Linked DNA regions of Homo sapiens: region 2 is linked to region 1. The links are chromatin loops, found by intact Hi-C in ENCODE. Cell type or tissue: HepG2. All regions are shown on one strand. Links, peaks and the distances in the headings refer to the core of each region. The heading gives the core; the rest is flanking DNA. Region 1 holds the start of RUNX1-IT1 (RUNX1 intronic transcript 1). Region 2 overlaps RUNX1 (RUNX family transcription factor 1).

Region 1 (11,031 bases), core at 1,667-9,666:
CCCTCTCTAGAAGGCCTTCTCTTGAAAAATGCACAGCTTATTCGTCAGGCACCCAGACTTCAAAACCAGACTAGGATTGAGTGCAGCCCTGCCATTTCCCAGCTGTGTGACCTTGGATGAAATATTTGGCCACTCTATAGCCCAGTCATCAATCTGTAAAATTAGGGAGAGTAATTGTCTCCACTGTGTAGATAACAGAGATGGCAAGCCTTTGTTGCGCCAGCAGGCCAGAGTCATGGCTGCCTTTTCTTCTCTGCTCTTCACGTCGGGGACATGGCTGATGGTCTTAATTTCATGCCCTTGCACACTGACTGTCAGTTTTTGTGGACATCTGTAGCCAGCATTAGTAGGCTGGGGTGGGGTAGAGGTCAAATTAGGTGTGTGGGAGGCAAACATGCTAAAGAGGGTCAAACCCGCCACATCATTTTATTTCTTTGTGGGAAGCAGCAACAGTACCTCGGTTCCTAAGGTCTTTCTGGAGCTGTGGTTCTCCAAAAAACATTCCAGATTTTACCCCTCAGGGGTCATCTGGCAATGTCTGGAGATACATTTGGTTGTGGCAACATGAGGAGGGAAGGGTTGTCACTAGTGTCTAGTGGGTGTGGGCCAGGGATGCTGCTTAGCAGCCTACATACAGCACAGAGGGCAGTCCCCTCAACAGAGAATGATTCGGTTGCAAATGTCAACTGTGGCGAGGTCGGGAAACCCTGTCTGGTGTGAGCAGAGGGCAGATCCTCAGCCTCCATGATGCCTTTCACCTTGACCATGGGAGCTGAGTAATCCCAGCCACTAGCTCTCTCATTTTACCCGAGAGATGTACAGGAGGAAGATCAGGGTACAATGGCACATCAGCCAGGGCTGAGACCCCTACTCAGCCTGAGTCTGTTCCTGTTATACTCCCCACCTCATCCCAAGCATCAGCCGTTTGCTGCCAGGAGTGAACAGATCCAGTGTACAAGGATGCATTAGTGACCACGCGCACTCACTGGGATAACCCACTTGGGGTTCACTTGTTAGATTTGGTTTGGGTAGTGTGTAAGGAAGAAAATGGGAAAGTCCAGTCAAATAGTGTCCAATTTAAAATCAAATCAGGGTGGAAAGGAAAAGTCCATGATGATAGCGACCATGTATCGGGCAGCATATTCTATGTATTTCTGATTCAGTGCTCGCAACAGCTGCATGGGTAATCATCATCGTCACACTGTACAGATGAGGAAAAGGGAGAAACAGAAAGGGTGAGTAGCCTGTTCAAGGTGACTCAGCGGGAAAGGACAGAGCTGGCATTTGAACACAGGCTCTCAGACCCCACAGGCTGCACCTGTAAAACTCTCCTCCCCACACCCTGTCACATCACAGAGAGGCCAGATGGGAGTGGGAAAGCCGAAGAGAATCTGGACTCCAACCGAGTTCTGCCTCCTAGAAGCCGTGTGGCCTGGGCTGCTTTTGTAACCTGGTTTTTGCTTCATTTTATTTTTTATTTTTAGCCAGTGGGAATTAGTAGCTGTGCCTATATCGTGAGGTTTTGATTAAAAGAGACAATGGAGGCAGTGTGCCTCACACCATTGCAAGTGAATGTTATTTGTTCTCATTATTCATAAGCCACAATGAAACGGCATCATCTCATAACTTTAGTGGGTCAGCCAGAATTGTTCACGACAACAGTGCGGAGGACACGGGACAGCACTAAGGGTTCCTCCCTCTCCCTCTCGTTTGACGCGGACTCCAGATTCAGAACCCATGTGGGGCACAGGTGGGGGCTGTCCAGGCTCACTGCAGGTCTCTCTCTGCTTTCTGCTCCTTCAGGTCACGTGGTTGTGATTGAAAAGAGGAATAGAGAGATGTGATGTGGCTGTTTAAAACAACTCCAACTGCTTCCATGTAAATGATGTGTTTGATCCTAAACTGAGAGGGTTAAGGGTTGGAACTCTGGGCCTCCCCAGAGGCTGCTGTGGGTCTGGGGGCCAGGACTCCTCAGGAAGAACCCAAGTTGGGTCTGAAGGTGACAGTGGAGGCCATTATCCCTGAGGGAAGACAGAAGAGGGAGCAGGGAGCAGGTGGGCCACCGAGCCCTGGCGTGTGTGCAGAAAGTGCTAAATAAGCCGGAAGAAGCACAGCAAATCACAAGGATGCCCAGAATATAATCTCTAGTTTATAGCATGAAATTTTTACTTTCCTGTTAATTGTACATTCTGTATAAGAAAAGCAGGTTCCTTTCCTAAGGAGCTTTATGATTTTATTATATTATTATTGTTTATTGTGGAGAATAATTAGCTTGCACATCTTTTAATTTGTCCCATTAAGATGTTTGCAGAGCAGCCGTGAGAGGCTGGCCAGCCCCCTGCATTTCCATTGATCAGGGCACTCACATGGCTGGCTGTGAGCAGGCTTTGCGGGGAGAAAGTCATTTATGATTGCATCCTTCAGCATGCCGAACCCCTCCAGAAAGGGAAGGAACTTTCTGTGACTCTGAAGTAGTCTGTTGTAGAATAACCAGAGGAGAAATGCCTTTTATACAATAAAGGTGAAGGGGGAAAAGAAGGGGAAAAAAACCCCAACTTCTTGACAAAAGGAATTATCATGATGTCAGAGGACTGGTGACATGGACTTTGTGAAATGACAAATGCCTCTGCAGAAAGGCCATTCTCAAAGGCCAACCAGTAGGCGTGTGCATCTCAACTCTTGTTATGCCACTGACACTTAGTGGTATGAGGTCCTGTTTACATGAGTGACTGAGGCCACTGCTTGCTATCACAGCTGAAACAACTGCTTCTGGCTACGATTTTTATTTTAGCCTCAGGAATAAGTGGATGAGAAGTGTTTGGGGCAAGCTTCACGGAAAACCCTGGCTAGGGTCAGTCAGGGTTGGGGTGGTCCACCCCTGAAGGAGGGACTCAGGTGGCAGGCCCCTGATTGCTGGGTACATCACTCTGTGGTTTCTTCTGTACATGTGTTCCATGGCCTGGACTGGGACAGGGCAAGAGATATACCTGGGACACAAAATTCAAGGTGGTGCGCTCTCAAGCCCATGTAAATGCAAGGTCAGCCTTGTACAACAATGGGAGCAAGTGTCGCCTTAAGTTTGTCACAGGAAGTGCCTCATTTATGTCACCCTGATATCACCTTCGATGGATTCTCAGATTGATAAATGAAAACAACTGGTCGGTCAGGAAGAAGGCATAGCAGTGGTTTCTCCCCACCCCAGCATGTCACCATCGTCTTGGGAACAAGTTTGAGCACCCCTGGCTTAAAGGCGTGTTTCTTGTGGGCTGTCTGGGAACTGCCTGAACATCTCTCTCAGTTCTGATGGGAGAAACACGTGGGCAGGAGAGGTCTGGATACCAGTGGTGGGGCCATAAAGCCACCAAATGCATCCAGAGTCAGAAAAGCAGTCCAGGATGGTGGCCAGTGCCCCAGCTTGGTGCCACCCCACAGCGTCGCCTCCTGTCCATGGGGCCTTGGCAAGCCTTTCGCTCTGTAAGGCTAAACTCCCTCATGTGCCAAACAGATATTCTCAACACCGACCTGTCCCCTCCACGGGCAGACAGACAGTGGGCTCTGCTGCAGGAACTGCCTCTGTTTGGACCGCACCTCCACCTTTCCCAGCAGCCTAACCACAAGCAGGTCACGTAACCTTGGCAGGCCATGCTTCCCCTTCACTCAGTGGGATTAATAATGAGAGCACCTACTCACAGGGTTGTGCCAAAATTTTAATACAGTAAGGCAAGAAAATGCTTGGAACGGTGCAAGTGCCTTGCGCATAGCATATGCTCAATAAATGCTAGCTGTTATTACTATCGGTTTTAAAGTTCATAAACTCAGCCTTCTGCCAAAGAGCACCAAGATCACTTCTGCACTGCTACATGATGAGAGAGGCAGACATTTCTTTTTTTTTTTTTATCTTCATACATGCCCAGTTCCTGGAACAGCTTCGGGGCCACGTTCTTGAGGTTGGCGGAGATGGCTTTCCTGTCCCTAGCCTCCCTTTGGTGGCATTTTCAGAGTTACCTTGTACTTATTGACTTCCTCTGCGTGTCCATTGCTTTATACATATTGTCTCAAATCCTCTTGACAACCATACAAAGTAGGGCTCATTCCCCTTGTTTACAGATGAGAAACTTGGGGCTCCGTGAGGTTCGATAAATGGCTCAAGTTCACACAGGTGGTGGATGATGGTGACAGGGAGAAACCAATACCTCGATTCTAAAGCCCACAGGCTTCCTGCTCCCCGATCCCACCCCTGAGCTTGGGCCTATCTTCCTCCTGGCCTCCCTATCAAAGGCAACTCGTAGAAGAAGCCCCTGGTGATAAAGAAAACACGATTCCTCCTGGAGCTGAGTGGAGTTTACACTTCAACATGGACTGAAGCCTCCAGGGAAAGAAATAAAGGTCTGTAGAGAGAAGCTACGTCCTGGTGAGCAGAGACATGACAGCAGCAGTTTCTGCTACACCTAGAGAAAGCTTCCTTGAATTCAGTACATCCTGGGGAGAAGTCCCAATGGATTCCCTAAGCATGGGAATTTTGAATGCTGGCCTCTCTCTCTCTCTCTCTCTCTCTCTCTCTCTCTCTCTCTCTGTGTGTGTGTGTGTGTGTGTGTGTGTGTGTGTGAGATAGAGAGAGAGAGAGAGAGAGACCTTTATTTCTCCTGAGAGGCCACTTCTGAGCTTTGAATCAGGAGTGATGTGAGCATATATATCCCTAATGGGAATTATAGTTTGGGTTCCAATTTTTATACAAAGATCTCCCACTTCCCAGGGCTCCTTCCAGAGCTGAAGCCTGGCAGCCTTGGCCGAGGCCATCTCTGAACCCTCTGCATGGATGTGCACATTGGCTGTTGTGGTGGTTCAAATTTTGCCCTAGACCCTCATCAAAACCAACCTGGTTAATTGTAACATTGCCTAAGGAGCCAGGTGGGCAGGCACATGGTGGGTGCTTAACCAAGGTGGTGCTGGATTTTGGGGAAGAGAGAACATCCAAATGACAGCAGGGGCCGGTTACTCCTATGGCAACTGCATTTCTAACACAGCCTAAGGACGTTCTTAAGGACTCAGGGATTCATATACATTGCCCTGCCTAATGAGTTCACAAGGTGAAGGGATTTAACCTGCAAAGGATTGTGGTATCTGAGCAATGCAAAGGGGAATTGAGGAGGATTAGGAGAAGTGTCTGCTAGTTATGTGCATGCTTGAATGGAATCCACCTCATAAATTCAGTGTCTGCAAAACTGTGGGTGACAGGAGCTGAGAAGACCTGGTTTCTCGTTCGGACTCTGGCACCAACCAGCTATGGAACCCTGGGCAAGTGAACCTCTCTGGTGCCCTAAGGTAGAGAAATGTCTAAAAATCACTCCAGCCAAATATTCGGCTCTTCCTTTCTAGCAGTTTAAAAATATTTATAATTATAGATTTTAAAAAATAAAGTTATATAATTTTTAGATGCCAACTGAAACTATACAGAACTATATATATACATAACTCTATATAACTCTATGACACAGCACATAAAACTTACAAAGCATCATATAGAACAATGTCTCATAGTTCATATGTCTCAGGGTTCACTTATTTTTTAAACAGATTTATTCACATCTGTAATACAATTATTTCTTTGTTTTGAATACAACCTGGAGGGAAGCATATGGGAGACACAGCCTTTATTTAAAAAAATGAAGTAATGATATGGAATGATTGACAGTTGGATAGAATTTTCATTGTCGGCACTTCTACTTCTTTATATGACCCTGCACCTTTCACAGTGCTAATATTTGTTTAAGGTTGCTTAACGTTGTTCCTCTCCTCTAGAACTTTGGAAGTAAAAGCCATTCTCATCTTTAGAAACAGTAGATTCAATAATAATAAATAATAATAAACTAGAAGCCTGAGTTTCTGTTCCTACCTGTCAGTCAATGCCTAAATAATTTCATTTTCACCCATTCACCCATTCATTACATGAAAGGGGCTGGGATAAGAGAGAACACTCCTGAAGGGGAGGACTACTTTTTCTCCTCCTTTTAGTTCCTACCCACTCTTGCATGGGTTTTATACACATATGTGGTTTCAGATTTTATGAATTCTATACTTTCAAAGTGGGTGAATGTCAAGTTCAGCTGTGACTGTTACCGAGCTGGATGAAGCTGCCCAGATGCAGCCTGCAGATGGTGTGGAATGAGGGGCTCAGTGCACAGAGTTCAAAGTGCAAACAGAAGCTGTGTAAGAAAGTGCAGCAAACTGTGGTTGGTGTTAAAACTGCTCCTGAAAAAAATGGCACTCAAACCAATGTATCTTAGTTGACCTAAACTCTCTTTTGCACATTCTGGGGCAGTAATAAGAAACAAACATTGATAGCTATACATATTATAAAATTTTGCACAGTAAAAGGGGAAGTGCTTCTCTCTTGAGCAATGAGTGCCACTCTGACATTTTTTGTCTCCCTTAAAAAACTCACCTAGGATGGGCCGGGTGCAGTGGCTCATACCTGTAATCCCAGCATTTTGGGAGGCTGAGGCGGGCAGATCACGAGGTCGGGAGATCGAAACCATCCTGGCCAACATGGTGAAAACCTGTCTCTACTAAAAATACAAAAATTAGCCGGGCGTGGTGGCACACACCTGTAATCCCAGCTACTCAGGAGGCTGAGGCAGGAGAATGGCTGAACGTGGGAGGCGGAGATTGCAGTGAGCTGAGATGGGGCCACTGCACTCCAGCCTGGTGACAGAGCTAGTAGACTCCATCCAAAAAAAAAAAAAAAAAAAAAAACCAACAACAAAAACTCACCCACAATGGAATGTGACTATGGAATACCCTGCGGTGTGTTCAGAGCTCTGACTTCTGTTTGCTCTTTTTAACATAACCCCCATCTGGCAAGCTGACTGCTGCAAGATTTTCTGGGTCTTTCTTTAGGATCTACTAACAATGAAAAACATATATATGAAAACCTACACATTTTCAGAAGCACATGAGAGCTGATCAAGACCCACGTACCTCCCAAGGAGAGGAGATGACAGAGGCTGCTCTGTGGTGTTGCTCTCAGGCTATATTTGATTTATTGCTCAAATCTTATTATTTCATTCTCCATTCGAGACTAGCAAAGTTTCTTTTGAGAAGTCACAGTCTCTACGGAGGGTATTCTAACGCCCAGAAGTAAAAGTTGGATGTTGGCAAAGAAAGCAAAGTAGAATCTTTGCAAAATGTTGGAGCTGCATAGTTCTCTCTCCCAATGGACATGTTTCAAGACTGAATACGTTGAGTATTTGATTTAGAATCAATTTAACATGAACTTCGCATTTATGCAAAGCAGCATCAGTCCTGAGATCAGCAGAGCGATTGAGCAAGCCCAACTAGCAAACTGAGATTTCTATTTGTGATGACCTTTCCCATTTGAGGCCCCAAAAATGTCTTGGGGAACTCATTGTTTAAAAAGAAGTCCATCAAAAAATGGACACATATGGACCATGGCATGGGAGGGCAGTGCTGCATACAAAATCAACAATTCTCTAAATGAACACCGATCTTGCAGAAAAACAAAATGAAAGCAAAACAAAAAGAAATTTCTAATTTCAAGAGAAAAACTGAATAACAACTTTCTTTTCATTCATCCTTTCTTTCTTCTTTTTCTTTCTTTCTTTTTTTTTTTTTTTTTAACGAAGCAATGACTTTCTCAGGGAGAAAGATTTGCATCCATGCTGAGGAAATAGACAGGGCCAGTAATCACACAGCAACAATCATCTGTAACTTGCAGAAATTCAATGTATGAATAAGTGTTTAAAGCCTAGATAGAGGGCAATTATCTGGTTATCTGTTTTTCATATTTCTATCAGAGATAAAAACCTCTTTAGGGAAATTTATGAAGGGCCATTTGAAAGAAGGTTTCCCTCTTTTGTAGAAAAGAATTCTCTTAAAAATTAAAACAAATTTGGGAGGCTGGGGGATTTTTGAGAGTTTAAAAGAGTGAGGAAGATGGGGGGCGGGAAGCAACTATTTCCAGCTGCGAGAAACCGATCAACCTCACAGCAAGGTGTGGTGGCTCTGATGCAAGCAACATTCCCATAGATACAGGGCTGTCTGGTTTTCTATTGCTCATTCTAACTTGAGGAGACGCTCAAGTGTGATTTGGGGCTTTGACACTGAAAATAGGTGTGAACTTGGATCCATTTAACCTAGCCCCTTCCCCCACCTCATCCCTTCTCCTGTCCAGTTTGCTTTCAATGGGTCAACAATAAATATTCACCCTTGGCATCCATCTGCAACTTCCAAGAGGGAATGAAGGAAGAACATAAAGTTTCTCTGCATTTGTTTCCAAAGCCCAGCTGGCACAGAAAACAAATGATACAAGATATGACTGGGAAGGCACACAGCCTGTCTTTGTCACCAGGTCTGGCAGATGTGGCTCTGGGTTCACGAGACATCTGCTCCCAGCTACCTTCCTCTCTGCTTCCCTCCACTCTCCAGGCTGGAAAGTGACAACTCCATTGTCCTCAGTTCCCTCCAGCCAGAGGCCTGTGACCTAGTTGTGGCCTAAGCAATATGTCAGCGAAAGTTTGCAGAGAAGGGCTTCCCTTCCTGAATAAAAATACCAGGACCCACAAGAAGGGGTTGAGGCCTCCCATGTCCTTTCTGCCTGGACAGATCAGAGGTGCAGGCCATCTCTCCCTGGCCTCAGCATGGTGGGACCAAAACATAGGAGTGTCCTGCACCCCACCGTATCAGCCTGGACTGCTCACTCTGGAACTCCTGCCCGTCTGCTCAAGCCACTGTGGTCAGCTTTTCTCTACGTGCAGCCAAACATAATTTTCATGGGTAAACCTGAGCAAGGGCCTTACTCTTTCTGTCACTGCAATAAAATACATAATTTCCGTCATGTTTCGGATTTAGTGTTTATTCCTCCACCTTGGCTCCTTTCTGGCATCATTACTCAGTGTTATTGCAAGATGAGGGAGGGAGAGAAAGAGAGAGATTCAGAGAGCCAAGAGAGTATAACACGTGTCTCCCCAACAAAGAGTGAAGCCTGCGCAAGTGAGAGCAGTGTGTCTGAGCTTATCCTCCCAGCATGTTGAAGGTGACAGGAGGTTTTGAGCCCTGTTTTGTGTTCAAGAGCCAGCCTGTGTTCTCGTAAAGTACTCCCTGATTGTGTTCACGGTCAGCAAAGATCTCAAAGGAAATGCTCCCTTTTTACCACTCCAGGACATCCTAGTTATTATATTTTATGAGAGGGAAGAGGTCAAGAAAGACATACCTCTTTGCCTTGGCTGGAGGCTCAGCAAAAAGGCTAAAGAAGGGGACTGGTGGCATCTGATGGGGAGGAGCAGGGGAGGCCGAGAAACAAGAGTTGTGGGAAAAGTGCTTTGAACATTTTAATATCTGTTCAGGCACCAGTGTAGCTTCTGAAGATTTCTTGAAAAATGGGAGTTGGAGAAAGCAATTACGAAAATGAGGGAAAATATCTTGCATTTGTGAAATGATGGGAGAACTATTTTCTAAACAGAAAATAAAATATTTTTAAGTGGCTTTGTGTTATTAAGCTAAGAAGATTTGTGATGTGTTTTATGGTACCTCTTTCTGATGCATGTAAAGACTTCCAACAGGAACTTGGTAATTTAGATGCAAGCTTGTCTAGAATATTATTAGCCCATTTTGCAGAACTCAAATGAGACACAAAGACATCTATTGACTCATCTAGGTCACTAGGAAGTTACCTGAGAAACTGAAAATTTGCTTGAGTTTCCTGTGTGGGCCTCCTCTGCTGCCTCCAACAAGACAAGCCATCAAAGCTACCTTCATGTCTGGGCTTTGACAAAGTACATGATTACAAATGTTCCCAAGGAGCAGGGAAAATGGGAGTCTCTCAGAGGCCCAGAGAACCTGCTCAAAGGTATACAGGCAAAATGGCCTTTTCCTTAAGAAGAGCCTTGGAGAAAATAAAGCTACACCAGCAGTCTCAATGAAAAGAGACATCTCTGTTGTCCTTGTGTGTTCAGATCAAAGACTTAGCATGACATCCTGCCCCAACTAGCCTCCATATTTAAAATCAAAACTTGTTAAGTTGAATTTCATAAAGGGCTCTCGTTCTTTTTCCACAAGGGAAGGAAGGCTGACCTGCTGGTGAAAAGCCCTTAGGGTGGACTGAGTTACCCACTGCTGTCCATGCCCATGTGGGATCCTGCAGCTCTAACTTTGCCCAGGCTGTACTCTCGGCCTAGACCACTCTTCCTTCTTTCCTTTGTTCCCAACTTCCCCTCCCCCAACTCCTGTGTCCCTCTCTCCAGGGAGCCTCCTGTAATGTCCTCCAGGGCATTGTGACCTCTCCCTCCCTAGAGCAGACAGCGGTTGACTGGCTGCCTTCTTAGATAACTGAACATTGATAGCCACCATTCAGATTTATTGCTTACTTTATATGGCTGGGCAAAGCACCTTACACAGATTAATTCGGTCCACACAGCTACCTTAATAACAGGTACTATTGCAATCCTTACTCTGCAGATGAGGAAACTAAGGCTCAAGAGAGAAGTTCTATATGCTATTTGATGAAAGCCAGAAAAAAGAAAAGAAAGAAAAGGCCATCACTGTGTCATCTGAGCACATTCCCTGCACAGACCTCCTGCCATTGCTTTCTCTAATAGCAGGTGCTCTTATGCCTCCAGACTCTTCTCTCTAGGCCTTGGGCTCCTTATTAAAGTCTGTGTGTGCACAGCGGCTGTGCAGCCGTCCTCTGTCCCAGCATCTCACCAGGCTTGATTTCTCAGTAAAGGGCTACATATTTTCTGAGCACATCTTTCGGATCTATTTTGAGAGAATGTAGGAACGTCTCAGCTACTCATTTGCTTTCAAAAGCTCAGAAAGGCTTCTTGCCATTCAGAATCGGGTCAGTTGCTGTTTCCAAAGGTGCTTCTGCTACTGGTTGCTCCATGCCCCTGTACTCGGTGTGTGAGCAGCTGTGGGGCCTCCTACAGCCCCCTAAACCCCACTAATAAAGTCAGTCTGAAGTACAAAGACAATCCTCCCCAAGAAAGCAGAGCCAAGAGGAGGTTTCTTTGGGGC
Region 2 (11,031 bases), core at 2,000-9,999, 130 kb before region 1:
CTTCTCTTCGAGTGATATCCTTCAGCTAAGCATTGTGAGAAAGTATCCAAGTGGAGCATCTGAAAATTGCGCTCCAGGGAGGGGAGTTTAGGGACTTGTCCATGGCTTTCAGTTCCCTAATTGGCGAATGTCACACTAGTAAGATTTTCTGGTGGATGATAGATGCAGAGTCTATAAAGTTGCTAATACTTCTGGAGTCTGCTTTCTTTTGTAATCTGCTTTATTTGAGGCATTTTAGTTAATATATTTAAAGCTATTTCCACCACAATGAATAGGAAATGTGACATGATTTTTCTAAGTTGAGTAAAAAAGAAATGAATGAATGTATGAATTGAAAGCAGGGGTCCTGTTCCTCATGTCCCACATGCTATCCCACAGCAAATGCTCCTTCCCAAACAGAATCATTTATTTGGATTCTTTGTGTTTATAATTTACTCTTTCACTAGGAGAATTATGAGATAGAAAGTATTTTTTCCTTAAGCAACTTTTGTGTTCAAAAATAACAGAGTGATTTTAATTGGTTCTTGAAGGGAGGAGGGTAGGGGATTAACTGCAGACCAGCTTGATAAGACGACCCTTGGTGAGCTGGTAGAGCAGTAGGTAGGTCTATGTTAGACCTTAAATGTGGACAATGGTGGGTACAGGACAGGCAAAGGAAATACCCCAAAGCTGGCTGAAACAGCAAATTTCTACATGGACAACTAATTCTTGGATACTTGGAGTAAAGACATCAATATATATTATAAAGACATAAATACATATATATTCTATATAAAGGTATACATGAGATTCACACACACAAATATATTATCTTCAAATGATAGCTAGGTAATCATTCACTCAGATTCCAAATTCAAAATTTAAGATTTAGAGTTATTGATGACTGGATTAATTCATGCAATTAACATGAACCCCAATATATTTGAGTGCAGGAGTACTCACTATCTCATAAGGTAGAGGAACCTGTAGGAAGTTTGTTACTAGCCATGTGAGCAAGTTAGTTACTTACCTTGCCCCAGCCTCAGCCTCCTCATCCACAAAACAAGAGGCTTGGACAAGGTGGGTTTTCCAGCTCCAGGAACATTTATGCAAATGCCACTTGGAATTGTGGGAAATCGGCCCGGGTCTGGTGCTTACCCATGTCAGCATATGGCTAGAGTGAACTTGGGTTTCGAGTGGGAAGGGGCCAGGAAGGAAAAAGAGGACCCAGAATCAACTAGAGATAGGACATTTTAAGGACTTTCCCATTTCACATAGGTTTTCTCTAATTTCACATAAGTATTGCCTGTTTTAAAAAGCAGATTCAAGAAGATATGATTTAAAACAAGTATACACATAAAAATAACTCTGAGATTCTGCATCTTCTAGAAAATCACAGACATGTTGCTATCGTATTCTATAATTTACATGGTGATTGAGAATAGACCCACAGTTACTCAGTGTTATCCAAAATAATTTATTATTATAATCACTAAAAATATTACAATTCAGCTCTTTGATTAATTCTGTTTACTCCATGCCCACCAAATTAGTGAAGTTTCACTATGTATATTACAAAATAATAGTTTAAAAATAATATGGATGTACAATATAGTTTAATTCCTATTCAATAAACAGATAAGCTTCATTATTATTATTACAACTGTTACTACCTCAAATTTGTGACTTTTTTACTAAAATAAAATTTTTCCTATTTATGATCCCATATAGACTATAGAGAAATTTCCCACAAACATAGCAGAATTCCTTAGAAAGGGAATATAGAAGCTTTAGCTAAATTTTGGGTGCCGAATCACCTATTTGTTTTGGGACATAGAAAGTCTACTCAAGAATCCAGAGTAAGACCTTGATCTCAGTCTTGCTTACAAGGTCTTGATCTGTGAAGGAAGTGCTGAGATATCTACATTTGTCAATTAAATAATAAATTGCCAAATATCAGCCTTAGAGTATTCTATAGGCACTCGGATAAGATGGCAAATACTTTCATATTAATCCTGTTATCTTCAAATTTGGAAAACAGACTGTTATAAGAAACAGTTGGCTAAGACTATCAATATCCTGCTTTCTTGTGGGGTCATGAAATTGCCATAGTTTACAAAAACTTTAAAATTTCATGTTGTAGTCTGAAATAAAAAATAGCTGGAAAAAGCAACAATAGAAGTAATAATCCTATTCTCTAATTACGTAATTATATTTTCTAAATTTCATGAAACTGCTAAGATCTGTATTGTAATGGTTACATATTTTCAGGTTACATTATTACTATTATACAATTGATATTCAATAAATGATACCTTTTTATGGGTAATACATTGAAATGGAATAGTAAACATTTTTTGCGGAGACTTCTCATAAAACATCATTGTCTACCTCTCAAACAATAGTTAAGTGAGATTTAAACTTTTTTATATGATTGTTTTGGACTTGCTTAGAAAAATACTACCATTTAAAACTATATTCTAAAAGGTAAGGCAAATTTTGCTAGAATTTTTGAATTAAAAAATGGTGATATTTCTGTAGAGTTATCTTTTTGAAAGGTAGAGAGAAAGAGTGGAAAGATTTTTTTAATAAAATTAAACTAAAACATCTGAAAATAGATATGACTTGATAGCTAATTTTTAATTTATATTTATACGTGCAATGAAATCTATATTCAGAGATCATCCAAAAATTATTAGAAACATACAAACAACACTTGAAAAATGTTATCACATATTTTTGCAGAGTAGGTTGTTTTGAAAACAGCCAGAGCAAAGAAACAGATGATCACCAAAATATTACCACAAATGAGCCCAAAAATAAATTATAGGTCATTTCTAGTTGAACCACTGACCAATTAGTGCACTAATCTTAAGTAACTACATAGCACACTCCCATTTTTTTCTTTCCTAGTTATCTTAACAATTCAAATGCATGTGAAGATACCCATTTTGAGGAGAATTTAAAATGTATTATTGGTTGATACAGCACTTCTAGGTAAGTTCTCAAGGGGGGCCTGCAGCAAATATTTACATAAATGTGGACTTTAAGATTGTTTCAGAAGTATTCTGTTTTAGGAGGTTCTGTAATTGTCAACTTCTCGGTTTAGGAAGAACCTCACGTTTTAGAGAAGAATATTCTAGATCAAGTCTTTTTCCTTAATGCAGAAATAGTAAAGTTTCTAAAATAGAAATCATTTTGTTTAGCCTTCTCTTTAACCAAAAACACCAAATAATGAAGTAGACTTCTAAGGAGGAAAGAAGAAAACTTTACCAAATATGCCAGTGGGGGCTCCACTTTTAGTCTGCAAACCTCTACACCTGGGAGCTGCGCTGTCAAATTGAGTCAGGTCCTGATTGAGCTGAATGATAGACACATAGTGCCCAGACACCGTGCACAGTGAACTCACTCTAGGAGACCCGCACGCCCCCTTCTCCCAATTCACCCACTGCTCTGGAGGTCATTATTTAACACCGGCAAATTGAACGACAACATGAAATGAAGTGCAAGATGTAGATATTTCTTCCCCCTCACTAATCTCGCTCACAAGAGAATTCATTCTTTTCTTTTTGCCTCAGGCATATCCAGGCTAGCAATTTTCATTTTGCTACCTAAATGATTTCCCCATCCCCCACCTTTCCCAATTAGAGTGGAAATGGATTAAGACTTCAGGTTAACCCCTCCGTTACTGGGAATGAGAAGGAAATAACGTTATTATGTGTAAGCTTTATTTTCACCGTTGTGTATGATGCTCTTTTCTGATCATGGTAAACACAGATTTAATTAATCCCACTCTCCCCAAAAGACATTCCTTTAGTGAAGATATGACACTGCCTTAAGGTAAAGAGCAAGAGAAAAACTTCTTTAGCCAGAATGTTATTCTGTTAACTTGTCATCTTTAAAGTGTTCTAGAATGCTTATGAGTAAAATTAGGAAATTTGGATACAAAGTAGGAAGTTATATGGAAGCATAAAAGCACATTGGTTCTTCAGTTACAGAGAATGGATACAACAAAAGTTAATACTTCCTTGGTTTTTACTAAGCTTGAAATATCTGGATCTAAAAAAATTAAGTGTGGGATAAATATCTAGAAAATGCTGGATCATCTGAAACTTATCACGTAGCTTTTCCCCCTACAGAACCTAAAAATAAAAACTTCTCTAGAAAAAAAGCATCCTCTCTTTACTGATCTTTAAAAATTTTAAATGTTGAAGCCCTGAGTATGTATACCTCACATAACTCCTCTATAGCAACCTATAAAACAAGAATCCTCTCTCCTGGTGGTCTGTTTATTTTGCTATGAACAAAAGGGAAGGAGCTTCAGTATTTCTGAAAATAACCTGAATTCCCCTTTGAGACAAAGTTTTGGATTTTCGAAAGTAAATGTGGTACTTTTCTATTTTTTAAACTAATATATAAGTGTACATACTATTGGCTTTGTTGGTCAAGAAAACAGTTTATCATACCAGGAAGAGACTGGGTAGCAGAACAGCAGCCTACGAATGCATTAGATTTGGGTTATGCTGGGTTTTGACAGGTTTGGGGGTTTAAGAAACTGGGTTGGTTCGTCACTAGGAATCCATTAAGTGTTGCTAGTCCGTGAGGACAGAGAAAGCTGTGGAATTCATTCCTCAAAAGCAAAAGCCTTATTTGTGCTAATAGGGTTATAACAACTGAGCAAATTTTAGTGGACAAATAGTAGAGGTCCTTAACATTTACTGAGCTATTCTGAGCTTCAGACATTGTGGCAAGGGCTTTCTGTGCATTATGTCATTTAATCCTTTTGGTAATACTATTAATTTAGGAACAATTATCCCCTAAGGCTTAAAGAAGTTAGACAACTTGCCCAAGGCCACATAGAGATGGAGCAGTGAAAGTAAGAATTTGACCCAGTCAGTGCACAGAGTAGACAATCTTTGAATTACATGCATTTAAATAAAAAAAGGCTGTTCTTCATAGTTCTCATTGAATAAGTTTCATAGACAATGACTTTCCCAAAGGACTCCTTTTGCTTCTGAAGGGCAGCCACTCTCCAGTTAAAGGGGATTTGCAAACAGGCCCACTCTGGATTGCAGTACAAGGAAAGGAACTGCTTTAGAAACACAGAACCCAGATAGATGGATAAATATTTCAATGCCTTTCCAGAATAGTACTTAAGAAGCAGAGCCCATCTCAGTTTGGGTTTGAGCCCATGGCCTTATGGTTTAAATATAAAATGCATTAAAGCTCTTTATTTAGAGAGTCACGTGCCCTTTTGTGGGAGCAGCCCCAATTCTCCCTCTGACTTTAGTGAGTGTACAATGCAAATAGGTGTTTTGATATTGTCATTAGTATTCATTATTCATGAGGACTTGATCGTGTATTCAAAGTCAGCCAGGAGGGTCATGTGCCCCCTTCAGTGAAAACCTTGACTCTAAGGACAGCACTTTCCTGGTGTACAGTCTTTGGGGGCTCTTGACAGCAAGAAAACCTAAACAGGAGAATCCCACTTAGCATCTGCCCACAGGTAAGGGGCACAGAGAAGGAGATATAGACTTCTAATTTAGCAAAAAGAAGTATGCTGCCATGTGAAAAGTTTCTAAACAGTGACTTCTAAACAATAGGTTGTGACCCATAGATTGGTTGTTAATAATAATAATAACAAAAGCAAGGTAAGAAGAAGAAATAGAACAGAATAACTGGAAAATAGAGTGCTTCATCAGTAGTAAGGGTGAATACTGCTTCCTGAAGCTCTTTTTTTGATTGATGTATCTCCCCTGAGCCCTGGCATACTATTTACTTCTTACTGTTTCTTGCTATTCAAAAAGTTTGCAAGCCTCTAGCCTAAAATGTCTTATTTTCTTAGTACTCAATTTGTTACTTGACTTGGTGTTTGGCTCCCTGTGACTCTCTGAAGTTCTCCTTTCTGTGCCTCCGCTTCCACCTTTGCCAAGTCTAAAATCATGCCATGTAAAAGTTATCAAGAAAACCAATTAAATCATAACTGCCGAAGTGCCTTGTCAAGCTAAACAGTCATGAGAGGTGAAGGATTATTATGAAATAAAACAGAGTGAAGCTGTTTTGAAGGCCATCCTTCTGTGGAATAGCATTGGGTCATTTCGTTCAGAGGCGAAAAGATTCTTAGCAAACATTGGGTCATTTTGTTTAGAGGTGAAAAGATTCTTAGCAAACATTTTGTCCAATCCATTTAGTTTATAGAGGGAAAAGGAGGCTCTGAAAAGTGAGTGGCTCTTCTAAGCTCCCGAAACAGTGGCTGATCTGGGACCCCCTGACCTGTGAATTTGTGGTCCACCCCCATGCTCTGCCACTCCTCCAAGAGCCGTTTTGCTACTTCTTTAAAAAAGGGAGGGTCTTATGAAATTGTATTTACAGAAAATTTACAACTCATGCAAAGCTAAATGGATTTCTTCCCTTTCAAAGTGGTTTCCTGATTGCAATCACATAAATTAAACTCCAGCCCCAAAAAAGTCATTCGAACAGAGTAATGATACATCTCCAAGAAGAGATACAGAGAATTCTTTGAAATTCTCAAGAAATAATGCAATGAGATGCAAAAGGGTAACTATTATTAATCTTCTTCCTGAAGTGTCAATCAGGAAGGTATTTTTAAATTGTATTGGAAAGGAAGAAGAGACAATGTTTCTTCCCATTAATGATCTGAACTGAAAGTAAGGGAGGAACTAAAAAATGTGCAAAATGTCCTCGGGGAAAAAAAGTAGTATAAAACATAGTCTTGGATGATACAGCAAGGTCGTTGCTCAATTTTATGTTGTAACACTATTTTAACTGTCACCAAGGGCTGGGATAGCAAATATTGCATCAACTCTGCAAGGTGTTTCCTGGGTTTTGTGGACAGGGGGGTCGGGGGAGGTGCAATCTCCATTCTTGTGAAGGCCAGATAAAGACTTCTGCTGCAAGCCACTATCTTTTTGTGCTGAAGCTGTAGATAACACAGTTTCACACCCTGCTGCCCAAGTCCTGCTTTCCCAATTTGTAGGTCTTTATTGCAAAAGTCTTTTGTGTTTGTTTTATCAGACACATTTTATCATCCTTCTCCAAACACCCTTTGTCAAAGTCAGCCTTTGAACTTCTTTTGCATATACATAGAATGGGACCAATGATTCAGGATATGTAACAGGCTTATCTTATAATTCTAAAGAAAGAGGAACAGAGCCATTGACCTTTCTTCTATATTTTCTTGGGGCTGGTGTGTCTGTGTGTGTGTGTCTGTGTGTGTGTATGTGTGTGCTAGGGGTAAGATGTACAATCTCATTACCTTTAGAAGATAATGCAATAGATTATCCTATACCAATAATTTATGCCTTTTAGTTTTGCACAAATTAAACCTGAATCTTAAAGTTCAACTTGTCTAGGATTGTACTAAAGGCCGCATTGCAGGTAGGGCTAATTTCGGGGTCTGATCCGTGTGGCTCCCCATGCTCCTGACAGTACACCAGGACCACTCTGTGTTCACTCCCGTGTGCAGTCCCCATGCTCCTGACAGTACACCCGACCCTAAGATTCTTGCTTCGCTTGCCTTTGATATGGTGATCTCTGGAACTGAGTATCAAACCTTGCTTGAGGAATTAAAATGCTTGCTCATATCACTTATATCTTTTAAATGTGGAAAACAGAGAGAATCCACTTGGAGCACATCAGATAGGTTTATTACTTTGTTCCTCCCTTGTCATTTTTTGCATGTCTCACATCAAACCCTCCTCTGCAACAGTGAAAATATAGGATGGGATAGATGAAGAAGGTGGTACTCCTTCCTTCTCTGGGCACAGAGGCAATTTCTCAGTGCAGCTCACATGTGGCTACAAACACAGAGTATCACTTTCTTATACAGACCAGGTCACTGTTCCTCAAAAAAAAAAAAAAAAAAAAGATGGTGTTCTATTTGATAACCTGCACTTCTCCAGAGTGACCTCTTCAGCTGAGTCTGGAAGACTGCCTTAGGCAAGTCCCCCGGGTCTCTGGCTACAGAGGGCCATCCTCCATGAGAGATGAGCTTGTTTCATTGTTGCAAAGTATAGCCAAGCTGATACATTTTAGCAAGACTAAAACTTAATCTTTAGGGTTCTGGGTCCTTTCATCAAATTTCCTCTGCTCACACCATGATCTCCATTGTCTCCTCCTCCTCCTCCTGCTCCTCCAGTTCCTCTTTCCTTTCTTCTTCTTTACCTCCTCCCTCCTTGCTTCCTTCCGCCTCTTCCTCCTCCTCCTTCTTCTTCAACTATTATCTACCAAGCTGTGCCTGGGCTGCCCCCAGTGTTTTGCAGTGTGAGGAACTTCTACAGGCCAGCTTGGCCACTGAAAGAAGCCAGTGATTAATGTAGTTTTAAACAAATCAAGATTTGCATAAATTGGCTCTGAAGTCAGCTTCTACAAACCAGCTGGAACACTCGCCATATTCCTAGTTCAGTGCTGTCTTCCCAGTGGGTTCTCAGACTTTGCAGCTCACCCTTAGCCTTCTGTTGCAGGGAAACCACATCCATGTGGCTCCCAGTCTCTGGCAAGCCAGCAAAGGGCTCCAACTTCTCTTGCTTTCTCCACCTTCTCCTCACTGGCTGGAGCACTCAGGACTCTCCCAGGTCCTATTTTTCTCCTTTTGGTAATTTCCTGATAGAAACTCCAGCAATGAAGATAATTTTCAGAACTGTTTTTTTTTTTTCTGGTACAGAATTCATTTTGGCTTCTGGGAACTAAGAAACAAATGAACTGTCTTTCTGAAGTCAAGAACTGTATAATGAAAGCTAAATGCAGAGGCAAAAGCCACTGTCGGTTGCCCTTTGTCCTCTCTGTCACCAGCCCTGGACATGAGGGTGAGACAGAAAGCCTCGCTCTTCCCCAGTGAAACCCTGCAATTGTTCTGTGCCAGATGAAGCCCTCTTCAGATGCTGGACAGGGTCCAGGTGCTGCCCTGTGAGTGGATGCCAGCCTCAGTCCTCATCCAGGCCAGGACCATGTCCAGGGCGGGCTTGCTCCTGAATCACATGCTTCCAGTCAGGACTCTGAATGCAAATGCTGGTGTTTTGTATTTTTTGTCGTTATGTTATTGTTGTTCTTTTTTTTTTTGAAACAAGGTCTCACTCTGTTGCCCAGGCTGGAGTGCAGTGGCTCACCGCAGGCTCCAGCTCCTGGGTTCAAGGGCTCCTCCCACCTCAACCTCCCAAGTAGCTAGGACTACAGACACACGCCACCACACCCCACTAATTTTTAAACATTTTTAGACATGAGGTCTCCTTATTTGCCCCAGCTGGCTGTGAACTTCTGGCTTCAAGGTGATCCTCCTGCCTCAGCCTTCCAATTAGCTCATACTGATGTTTTATTTAAATATCGCATAATATTTCAGTAAAAGGCCTGCAAAGAGGGCACAGAAAGCATTTTTTGGAGTTCACTGGGGGCAGGACGAGCTATCCCATTAGGTGGGAAGGGGTCTCTTCCTGATATGCATCATACAGCTGCTTCTAGTGGTGGTACAGGACCCAGGAGAAGAAGAGTAGGTGCTTAACAAATATTTGCTGAATAAAGGTTGATGAAAATCAATGTCGACAATACATTTATTGGGATCAGGTAAGGAACAAAGGTGATATTAACAACAGCTGCCACCTGCGTCTATTACCAGACATCTCATAGATAGCAACCCTGGGAGGGAGATCTTACATACATGAGGACAGAGGAATGGGAGATCCACCAAGGTGCCTGACAGCTGCATTTGAACCCATACTCAGATAGAGGAACCCTCTGCAGTCTGCTCAGGGTTGGAGTTTGTGGCTGGGAGAAAAGAGGAACAGCCTCTGCAGCCAACCCTCCTGGGCAGCGAATGTCTCCTCCCCACACTGCAGTGAACCCCTGGCCATCCTTCCAGCTCTGCCCTTGCCCCACTCCAGTAAAGCAGCCAGAGAGTGATACACATTAGATTGTGTCTCTCCTCCACCCAAACTCCTTGACGGCTTTCCAGGGCACTCAGAATTCCAGGCCCTGGAGGAAACCAGCCCAGCCCATCACCTAGACCTGGGAGCACCTGTCTCCCTCGGCTTGCTCTGCCATAGCCTCTGTCTGTCTCACAGACGCGCCAAGCTTTTTCTGCCTCAGGACCTTTTCAGGGGCTTTCCTTCTGCCTGGACCACTTTCCTGTCTCTAAACTCCCCCAGTTTTCCCCATGGCTGCTCAACCGTCATCTACTAAAGTAATGGGTAAAGTAACCCCGCTCCCTACCCCTGAACCATCACAACTATCATGTCACATGCACGGGTTTCTTTTCACCATTGCATTTGTCTTATTTGATTTCTGTGTTTATGTATTTGTTGTCCATCCTCCAAGTGACAGAGGGAGTGGATGGAGTGAAGGATAAGTTTTGTCCTGTTCACTGCCCAGCATCAAGAAAAGTGCTTGGAACTGAGTAGATAGTCAACAGACACTTCTTAAGAATGAATGAATCAATCGATGACAATGAACTGTAGCTGCCACCTCCTCCAGCCTACGTACCCTGAGGCATCCTAGATCTCAGAGCAAGGAGATGATGACTGCCAGGCATTGAGTGGTGAAAAAATATTTTCCTTTGCTACTTACTCTTCTATCACTGGGTGGCAGTAAGGCTAGAAGCCTGGGAAATCTCCATCACCCGTCCTCTCTGTTTTGCGATACTCTTGGGTGCCCTGAGGGCTTTAGAGGTTGCTGCGGTCAACAACCTAAGCAACCACTTCTGAGTTTCTGGCATAGTGGCAACCACAACTGGCCAGTAGGTCGAGGAGGCCTCTGCTTAACATATTGCACCGATGTTTTGGTTATGCAAATATATGGTTTTTCTCATTCCGATGGAAAACATTTCTGGCCAAGTCAAAACTACAGAAACACAGCAAGGAAGACTCATCTATATAGTCCCCTCAGTCCCATTGCCCCAGCCTGGGTCCCTCTTTTTACACCCTCAGAAGACTGTTCCCATTGCCTTCCTAGTCTTTGAGATGCAGGCATTTGGAAAGCACACATCTGATGCATACCTGAAACTCCGGATCAGTCACGTAATTGTTTCCAGATATACAGGACATG

What was found. Peaks named below come from ENCODE experiments on the same cell type or tissue, not always from the same donor. Only the 100,000 strongest peaks of a DNase experiment are listed, where the experiment ranks them.
Region 2: a loop joins it to region 1, with 2.7 times the contacts of the local background. A loop is called at or near these places in 19 of 110 quality-filtered maps.

Annotation. Positions count from the first base shown.
Region 1 is chr21:35,034,042-35,045,072 of GRCh38, forward strand. The region is part of intron 2 of RUNX1 (RUNX family transcription factor 1); the gene reads right to left. RUNX1-IT1 (RUNX1 intronic transcript 1) reads right to left here and starts at 5,385. Exons shown (of 1, transcript NR_026812.1): 1 at 3,884-5,385. RefSeq lists an enhancer at 10,538-10,637. In HepG2, for the core only: no CTCF peak of the experiment used is centred there; DNase peaks (open chromatin) are centred at 2,660, 5,720, 6,190 and 6,800; H3K4me3 peaks cover 334 bases.
Region 2 is chr21:34,901,743-34,912,773 of GRCh38, forward strand. All of the region lies in intron 2 of RUNX1 (RUNX family transcription factor 1), which reads right to left. Among named protein-coding and RNA genes, the nearest start is that of RUNX1-AS1, 71 kb to the left of the region's middle. RefSeq lists an enhancer at 6,650-6,944. In HepG2, for the core only: no CTCF peak of the experiment used is centred there; DNase peaks (open chromatin) are centred at 6,899 and 8,799.